2 separate regions of the Homo sapiens genome follow, and region 2 is linked to region 1. Evidence: read pairs that join two places in POLR2A ChIA-PET (ENCODE). Cell type or tissue: PC-9. All regions are shown on one strand.

Region 1 (5,000 bases):
AATGATCCAAGAAAAGTATATGATACACTTAAAGAACCAAATCATATAGATTACATTCTGAAATCAGATTTCAAATATTTGAATTGTCTTTACCACTGGCCTTTACTTGCATAAGGAATTAAGAGTTAACACTGGGATGAAATAACTTTATTTTTCTGTTCCAAAATTTCTGTTAAGTGTTCTCCTCAAATGTTTAAAATGTTTTGTTTAGAAGAAATATAATCATTTCAAGAAATCTGCCCTGAGGAAGCACTCTTACCCACTATTCTTTTGGAGATTCATTTTTAAGGGACTGGCCAAAAGTATTTCATGACAGCTTTGCTACTGTACTTCAGTTTCATGGAACACCTAATCCAGGACCTTCCATTGGCACTATTTGGATGAGGGAGGCTTGTTTGCCCTCGCTTTTCCTTTCTCCTGCATTTTATAATGCTTTCTCTCTGAAGGGGAAAAACAGAAAATGATTCTTTTTTCATTGAAAACCAAAATCCCTGGAGCACATGCTTTTGGCATCTTTCTCTTGAGTTGTGAAGGTGAAATACTATCTCCTGGTACCACCTTTGCCAAATGAAAGACTCTAAGGCCTTCTTTAATACTTAGCTCAACCATCACCATACCTCGATGAAAACTCTACACCCTAGCCTTTCAGGAAGTTACAAGCACTCTCTTCTATTCTTCTGGTACACCACATTCAAAACTTGCAGTAGTGTAGCATAATTTAGCACTTCATATGTTGTTTTCCCTCCCTAGATTGTGAGCAGCTCACGGCACAAACGTGTCTTTCCTATTTATTCTCCAAGTTATAGGACCAGGCTCCATCCCAGGCACATAATAGGTACTGAATACCTTATAAATTAATAAAAGGCAGGAAAGCAGGGAGGAGAACCAGGGAGGACAGGCCTTCCCTTGCAGGCTGTTCTTTTTCAAGAGGCCAAGTATTGAAAGGATGAAAAGATTTAAGGGAAGCCACAGTGCCAGTGAGCCATATATAAGCCTAAGGACTTCTACATTCAAGGAAGGAAGTGCAAAAAGAATGGAGAGTTCCTCTTTTACACACAATGGGAATGGAATCACAGGTTAACAATTAGAACAGTTAAGAGTATGTGAGTAAGGTACCTAATTATATCTAGACCTTTGCTTTCTTTTAGATTTCTCTCTATATTAATTATTTAAAATATTAATATCTAACCTTAGAGTTTAAGATTATTTTACTAAATAATTTTATTTCCAAAAAGGAAAATCTCCCTCCCAGGTAAAACATGTCTATATCTCAATCCCTAGGATTGAATTCTATAGCTTGATCAACAAAATCACTGTCTCCTAATGGCAGGAAACTAACTGCAGGCCAAATATCTAAGAAAAAACATACAGTCTTCAGCCCTGAGGAATACAGAACTCTCAATGGCTGGACGAGTGTCTGACACATGGGTGTCCAGTGAATGCATGTTGAATGGATGAGTAACATGACAACAAAACCATACACTTAGAGCATATACGTCACAGTCTACTGATCTGGCAGGCCTCCCCTCCTCCCTCTCAGTTGGCAATGCTTATAATTCAGTGTCCAGAAATATAAAAATTATTACTGTTCCTTATCAAGGTAACCCTTTTTCCTCAGGCCACACCTTCCACAGGGAATCTGAAGATCAGGCTAAAGTCCAAAGTCTCTATTATCGTCAAAGTTCCCACCTCCAATTTGTAAGATGACAATCCTAGCAGATTGCTAATAGGTAATCATAACCTTCTCCACCCAGTGCAGCTACTATAGAAAACATGACCTCAGAGGTAAACCAAATAATCATCATTCCCACTCCACCCCACTCTAAGGAAGAATCAGGGGACTGAGAGAGATGTTGACTTCCGCTATGGACACATACTCCTAGCTTGCCCACCTTTAGACCCTTTAGTAAAGGGTCTCTAAGCTGTGGAAATGAGGAATGACAGCAACTGTGAATAAGTGAGCTGGCCATGAATATCAAAAGTTGTATTGTTGCAAATAATTTGCTAGGGACCCTCAGACCTAATTTAGCCTCACTGTACATTTCAGGCAACTGAGGCCCAGCCACATTCAGACTTGCCTGAGAACACCAAGCCTGAAGGCAGAGTTGGGACTAGAACAACTTGCCCATGCTTCCAATTTCCAAGGAGAAAGGGCACCAAGGAACAAAGAAGAAAGACGGGTGAATCCTACAATTGTTCACCAGGGACTGGGGCATTTAGATACATGTCATAGGTTACCATTTCATCTCCCCACCTGGCAACTCCAGAGCCCCTGCTCACCTAGGAAGATTTGTGAAATCCTATGTATGTACTCAGAGGCCACAACTGTTAGCAAGCTAGAACTGTTCAGGAACTTACATGATTATCTGAAAAATATGAGAAAAGGGCGAGCACTCATGCAGATGTGCAAGAGAAAGGAAAGAAAAGAAAGGAAAGAAAGAAAGAGGAAGGGAGGGAGGGAGGGAAAGGGGAAATGAAGGAGAAAAGGAGGGAAGGAAGAAAGGAAAAAAACAAATTGTAGGAAAGGTACAATAAAGGAAGAATTTGCCTAGAGGCAGTGCCTCAGGGCACCCCTTCTGGAGGTGGGAAAGACTGGGTCAGCAGGCAGTCCCATCAGGCTGGGTTCTGATTCTAAGTTGTGCAAACTAGGGTTAGAATCTTTCTGCAAATAAACAACAATACAAAATTTAAAGGTCTCAAAACCACTGTCCTACAGAGCTTACAAATTAAACTCAATAATCTAGCTTTCTTTTTTCTTTTATAGCAATATCCAGTTAGGAAACATTTCATAAATATAAACAGCCTGATACAGACACAACATCTTGAGCTGGGATCCCTCTGTCCCACTCCAGGTCACTCTGACTGCAGCCAGGCTGTCCTGCACCTGCATTAACCCTAGAAAGCAGTACCAGGAGCTAACGACCTGCCTGAAAGTATCTTCCTAACACTGCTCAGTGAAATCTGCTGCAGGTGATCAACCCCATTCTCAAAAGTGTGTGCGCATGTGTACACACACACACACACACACACACACACACACACACAGCCTTTAACACCCTCCTCCCTCACAATTTTTGATGAAATGCTTAGGAAATATGTATTCTCTCTTTGTATGTATGTATTCTCTCTCTTTTTTCTATTTGTGAAGGACAGAAACAAAATGAAACAAAAATAAAAACAACAAAAAAATTGAGGGTCCTAAGTTACAGAGAAGCACACCAGTAATTAACAGTGAACTAGACATACCTGTATTTTAAAAAAAGAAGTGAGATTAGATCTGATTAACAGGCTATCCAATCAAACTTAAAATCCTTTGGAGGTATCCAGAAATAACCATCAAAATGTTCACAAAAATATTTATTTTAATCATATTCTCTGATTTAGCCTTATTTTTTTTCCCCTCAAGTACCAATGTTCAAAATGTTTATCTGTGAAAATCAAGTTAAATATTTTTTGAGCACCTGCTATGACAAGGTACTGGATTGATGCTATTCCTTGCTCAAGTTGGATGCTTTATTTTTATTTATTTTTTGAGACAGGGTCTTGCTGTCATCCAGGCTGGTGTGCAGTGGTGCAATCAAGAATCCCTGGGCTCAGGTGATTTTCCCACCTCAGCCTCCCGAGTAGCTGGGACTATAGGTGCACGCCATCACTCCTAGCTAATGTTGTTGTTGTTGTTGCTGCTGCTGTTTTTCCCAGAAGCATCATCCTAGGATTTTTTTTTTTTTTTTAAACTAGAGACGAGGTCTTGCTATGTTGCCCAGGCTGGTCTTGAACTCCTGAGCTCAAGCAATTCTCCCACCTTGGCCTCCCAAAGTGCTGGGATTACAGGTGTGAGCCACTGCACCTGGCCTCAAGTTTGTTGCTTTAAATAATTTTTGTAGTTTTATGTGACTTCTAATAGAGCAGCAGTTTTGTTTTCTAAGATATTTCATCCTTAAGTATTCAGGGAAGATACTAGTGTAGTGGTTAAGTCCTCAGACTTGGAGTCTGAACGACTGGCTTCAATTCCTATTCTGTCACTTGGCAACATAGTAACAGTACCTACCTCACAGGGAGACTGTGATGATTAAATGAAATAATGCATGTAAATAACTGAATACTGTGCTTGGCACACAGCCAGCACTCAAAGAATGTCAGATGCTATTCTTTCCCTCTCCTCCTTCATAATAGCAGCAGCAATAGTAGGGGGAGTAGTTGTTGTAATGGTACTAAACACTGGCAAGGACTTGTAAGAGTAGTGGCAAATAATGTTGTAAGAGTAGTAAACACTGGCAAAATCACACAGCGTTCGTAGTTAGGTAGGACTGGGGTCAAATCCTAGTGCTGCCATTTAATCAAGGCTGCTGCAGGCATATAAAGAATCTTTGTGCAATTTATAAAAGATGTCACCCCTGGAAGATAGGCGACAAACAGATGCCCCTTCCTCTGGATAGAGGAATGTGCCGAAGGAAAGACACAAGACTTGGCCAGAAGAGCAGCTGGGTGAGTGGAGCACTGGTGGGGTTTCAGCCTCCGCTCACCACCTCATCAGTCAGTAACATCATCACCACCATCAAGAACCCGGAAGAAAAACTAAGCCTCAGAAAAGGTATGGACAATTGTAGTCGATATTTAATTCTCCATTCCTGATCACTCTAATATTCCGAATTCTGTTTGTCTAATGGAGAGTCTTAGGCCACAGCTCGGATCATGGTACCTCACCCCTTTGCAGAAGTCTCCTGGCTCTCTATTTCTTGCTGAATTACACACAAATTCCTCAGGCTGGCATTCAGGTTCCCAAGGGTACCTATTTATCTTTGAGCTTTATTTCCTCTGTGGCAACTTGGCAGCTTTGCAAATAACTGTCCTATCCTTTCCTACCTTTGCTAGAATATAGGTACCATGAAAACATAGATTCGTGTCTATATTGTTCAAATACATATTCCAAGCACCCAGAAAAGTGATTGGTATATAGTGGGTGCTCAACAAATACTGGAAAATAAATGCATTTGCTCATT
Region 2 (5,000 bases), 440 kb after region 1:
TCAACCTGTGTGTAGTGGGTGTCCTCCAGTTGGCATTCAATGGCCTCTATCATCTGGCCTCACCCTCCTAATTCAGTCCCATCTCTCTTCACTGAGGCTGCTGGGTGCCAATCTCTTTAGGGATGAAGCCTTTCCTCACCCTGCATTCCCCATTCCACCCCACATCTTCCCTCCACAGATTCCTCTCAGAGCATCCATTAAGCTTCCCTGCATGCCTTGGATCACAGGTCTGCCTCCTATTATGGGACCTAAGTCCCTCAAGGACCAGGTCTTCTGAATCTCCCCCACTCCCCCAAGCAGGAGCACTAACGGAAGGTTGCTATCCCACTCACGTTTTTGACAAATACAGACCGAACCTTCTCTACTAAGGGACTGTGCCTTGAGTTATTTTCTCTCCCTTCAGTCCCACTTCCTCCCAAGTCAACCTGAGACAGGCAGAGTGGAAGGAACTGGGGGAAGGCACCTAAAAAAAAGGCATCTAAAAAATGCACATTGAGCATCCTCTTGGGGCTAGAGTGTGGGGTGAAGTGAGGGAGGTGAGCTAGAAAGGATGGCTGGGGCTAGGCAATGAAAGAACCAGTGTTCTAGCTGGGAGTCAGGCTTAGTTCTGTGGGCAGCAGGAAGGCTCAAGAGTTAAGTAAGATTTCTGCAGTGGCAGCACCTGAAATCAGCCATTTTCCCACTTAGTTGGGAGAGTGGCAGTGACTTTCCCATCCCACCCAAAGGCCCCCCAAAGGTCCCCTTGAGAACAATAGACACTTTTCTTGATCTGCATGCTCATGCCTATTTATTTAGTTAACACATGTATTTGGTGTTTCCTTAACAATTGGCAAGTTCTTCTTCCTTATGTTTTGTCACTTAGCCTTTTTTGAAGAAGAAAGGAGGAGGGTGTTGTACACCTCTTGAGAATCTGCTGAGAGGTATGGCTTAGCTTTTCCAGAAGAAAATGCACTTATGCCCATCCACAAACAATTTTACCTGCACTTTCTGGGGGGCCTCAACATTGGCTGTACAATGGGATCACCTAGGGAATTTTATAAACTTTTTTTTTGAGACAGAGTTTTACTCTGTCACTCAGGTGGGAGTACAGTGGCGCATCTCAGCTCACTGTAACCTCTGCCTCCTGAGTCCAAGCGATTCTTCTGCCTCAGCCTCCCGAGTAGCTGGGATTACAGGTACATGCCACTATGCCTGGCTAATTTTTTTTTTTTTTTTTTTTTTTGGTAATTTTAGTAGAGATGGGGTTTCACCATGTTGGCCAGGCTGGTCTCAAACTTCTGACCTCAAGTGATCTGCCTGCTTCGGCCTCCCAAAGTGCTGGGATTACAGGCACGCACCACCACACCCAGCTCATTTTTCTATTTTTTAGTAGAAATGGGGGTTTTGCCATGTTGTCCAGGCTAGTCTCAAACTCCTGACCTCAAGCGATCCACCCACCTCAGCCTCCCAAAGTGCTGGGATTATAGGCATGAGCCAGTGCACCCGGCCATAAACTCTTTATGCCTGTTTCTTACCCCCTGAGTTTCTGATTTAATTTATCTGGGTGCAGGCCAGGTGCAGCAGTTCACAACTCTAATCCCAGCACTTTGGGAGGCTGAGGTGGGAGGCTCTCTAGAGGCCAGGTGTTTAAGAGCAGCCTGGGCAACATAGTGAGATCCTGCCTCTATTTTTGTTAAAAAAAAAAAATCAAAATAATTTATGAGTGTAGTCTGGACTTTGGGTTTTCTAAACTCCCCAGGAGATGCTAACGTATGCCAAGATTGTAAAATACTGGGATTCACGGACAGGTTAAACCCCCTGTCAAACACTCTTAAGTTCCAGGTGTGCTCAATTCACTCCACTTGGTGAGCAGCACCTATCTGGATAAGGAGGGGAGAGGACAAAGTGGCCAGTTTGAAAGAATGAGGAAGTCTTGAAGTTGTAAGCCCAGAGAGGAGGTGTTTACATACATTCCAGAAAGCTGTAGAACCCACCAAAAGAAGAGGTTCTGAAATAGAAGACCCAAAGCAGGAAACTTAATTGCCTTCCTGAAAGATGAATGGAAGTCCAGCAGACAACACCCTTCCCACCCACATACCTCACCTGCCCCAAGAGGAGCCGCAAACAGCATCAAAAGGCTGACAGCATCGGTCTTTGGGGGAGAGTCAACCAGTTAAACGTGTGGCTTGATTGGTCAGTGACAGGGGTGGGGAGAGGGTGGCATTTGTGGGAGTCCACCACCTGTGAGGGTGTGCAGTTTTAGAGGTAATGGGCTGAAACTGTCGGCTGGAGGAGGAAAAGGTTTGTGTCTCGGTCAAGGAGAGGCATTCCTGCGGTGGGTGGAAGCGGGGCTGCAAGGCCGCCGTGCAGAGAAGAACTGCGCATGCGCCGGAGGCCGCCGCGGATTGCCAGCCACGCGACACTGAGCAAGCCCCCGCCTCAGTTTCTGATCTGGGACTTGTGTGGTAACTTCGGAGGAGCCCACAATCTCAGATGATGATCGTCTAGATCATTCCTAAGGCTTTTTCCGTTGCGATGTCACAGGAACCTGGGAGGATTTTAGTCCTCCTAAAACTCTGATATTTTCAAACCTGATACCCGTAAGAATCACGTGGGGTGCCCATGGCCAGATAACATGATTCAGTGGGTGGAGAATGGGGGCGGCTAGGGGCACTTTATAACGCTCACCGGTGCTCCTGATGTTCCGTGTGCCTTGAGAGTCATTGTTCTAGATCACTGTTCTCAGCACCTGGGCATCGAGTTGAAGGGCAGACTCTGAGCTAGTGGGTCTGAAGTGAGGCCTGAGATTCTGCACTTCTAACAAGCTCTCTGATGCTGCTAGCTGTACATCCTGACTACTAAACTGTAATCCAGGCCAGGCATGGTGGCTCATGCCTGTAATCCCAGCACTTTGGGAGGTCGAGGCGGGCGGATCACTTGAGGTCAGGAGTTGAAGACCAGCCTGGCCAACATAGTGAAACCCTGTCTCTACTAAAAATACAAAAATTAGCCGGACGTGGTGGCATGCGCCCATACTCCCAGCTACTCGGGAGGCTAAGGCAGGAGAATCGCTTGAACCCAGGAGCCCGAGGCTGCAGTGAGCCAAGATTGCACCACTGCACTCCAGGCCCCGCAACACAGCCAGATTCCATCCCGAAAATAAAATAAAGTGTAATCCAGGCAGCATCGCTAGCAGCAACACTATATTATTTGGGAGCTTGTTAGGAATGTCGAATTTCAGGTCCCACCCCAGACCTACTGAATGAGAATCTGCTTTTTTTTTTTGACAGGGTCTCACTCTGTCACCCAAACTGCAGTGCAGTGGTGCAATCTTGGCTCACTGCAGCCTTGAACCCCTGTGCTCAGGCAATCCTCCTGTCTCAGCCTCCTGAGTGCCTGGGACCACAGGCATTTGCCACCATGCCCAGCTAATTTTTGTATTTTTTGTAGAGATGGGCTCTTGCTATATTGCCCAGGCTGGTCTCCAACTCCTGGGGGCTCAAGCAATCCTCCCACCTTGGCCTCCCAAAGTGATGGAATTACAGGCATGAGTCACTGTCCCCAGCCAGAATCTGCATTTTAACAAGATCCCCAGATGATTTGTATTCACATTAAAGTTTGAGAAACATCATTATGGAAGAAGTGACTTATGATTGGAGAACCAAGACTGAAACTTGGGAATGAGAGAAAAAGATTCAGTTCCTTAAAATAGAGTAGAATTTAAAGAAGGGCAGACATCTTTTTTTTTTTTTTTCTTGAGACGGAGTCTTGCTCTGTCACCAGGCTGAAGTGCAGTGGTGCAATCTCAGCTCACTGCAACCTCCACCTCCCAGGTTCAAGCGATTCCCCTGCCTCAGCCTCCCGAGTAGCTGGGACTAGACACACACCACCACACACACCCAGCTAATTTGTTTTCTCTTTTTCTTTTTGAGACGGATTTTCACTCTTGTTGCCCAGGCTGGAGTGCAATGGCGTGATCTCGGCTCACCACAACCTCCGCCTCCCAGGTTCAAGCAATTCTCCTGTCTCAGCCTCCTGAGTAGCTGAGATTACAGGCATGTGCCACCACACCTGGATAATTTTGTATTTTTAGCAGAGACGGGGTTTCACCATGTTGGTCAGGCTGTTCTCAAACTCCCGACCTCAGGTGATCCGCCCGCCTCAGCCTCCTGAAGTGCTGGGATTACAGGCGTGAGCCCCCGCAGCTGGCAATTTTTTGTATTTTAGTAGAGATGAAATTTCACCATGTTGGTCAAGATGGTCTCAATCTCCTGACCTCATGTTCCACCTGCCTTGGCCTCCCAAAGTGCTGGGATTACGGGCCTGAGCCACTGCTCCCAGCCAGGCAGACATCTTTATCTCTTTTAGTTAGTGCTCTATTTGTAGGCCTAGTACAGTGTCTGATGCTCAATAAATATTTCTCAAATGAATGGACAAGGTGAGAGTCCAGTTTCCGGAGCCAGAGCATAAGGCCAGCCTGGGGCTGGCCACTATCATGACTTGATGCTAGCTACTAGGGCAAAGGTCTTCCTAGCCCCCCTGTCCAAGACAAGATTGGTCCTGATGCTGGCACAGAACAGAACTCATGGCCATGTGAGGCAGCAGTGTGTTAAGTTGTCTCATGTGTGAATATTAAAAGGCTGCAGAGAAATGTAGCCAAGAAGGTACACTGGCCTCTCAGGAAGGTCTTCTAAGGACCAGGGGCTGAGCCAACCAGTGGGGATGCGGGCGGCCAGAGAAGCCCCAGGCCCAGAAATAACTCATGTGGTCTATAAGAGTGATCCCATGAGCTGCTTCAAACACGGTTTATAATGGGTAGAATTTAATTCACCCAGCATCAATTCTAGTACTCCACTCTTCCCTCCATTCAAAATAGATGTCAGTAAGCCCTATCCCAGGGTCAAAGGCAACCAGTGTGTATCTTGTGGGTTCAGTCCAAATTCCATGTGCTATAAGTAGGTTGGGCAAATGTTAGATACTACAAAGAACAAACAGTGTTTGTTATTAACTAGCCTTAGAGA

What was found. ChIA-PET counts read pairs that join two places held together with the same protein. Peaks named below come from ENCODE experiments on the same cell type or tissue, not always from the same donor. Only the 100,000 strongest peaks of a DNase experiment are listed, where the experiment ranks them.
Region 2: POLR2A ChIA-PET joins it to region 1 with 5 read pairs; 3 of 35 experiments call an interaction of 5 or more read pairs at or near these places.

The regions. Positions count from the first base shown.
Region 1 is chr2:28,206,075-28,211,074 of GRCh38, reverse strand. The region is part of intron 7 of BABAM2 (BRISC and BRCA1 A complex member 2); the gene reads right to left. LOC100505736 (a long non-coding RNA gene) reads left to right here and starts at 4,114. Exons shown (of 3, transcript NR_120504.1): 1 at 4,114-4,591. In PC-9, no CTCF peak of the experiment used is centred here; no DNase peak of the experiment used is centred here.
Region 2 is chr2:27,763,371-27,768,370 of GRCh38, reverse strand. No RefSeq gene overlaps it. Among named protein-coding and RNA genes, the nearest start is that of MRPL33, 5.8 kb to the left of the region's middle. RefSeq lists a silencer at 423-623. In PC-9, no CTCF peak of the experiment used is centred here; DNase peaks (open chromatin) are centred at 2,110 and 3,240; H3K4me3 peaks cover 1,539 bases; H3K27ac peaks cover 3,730 bases.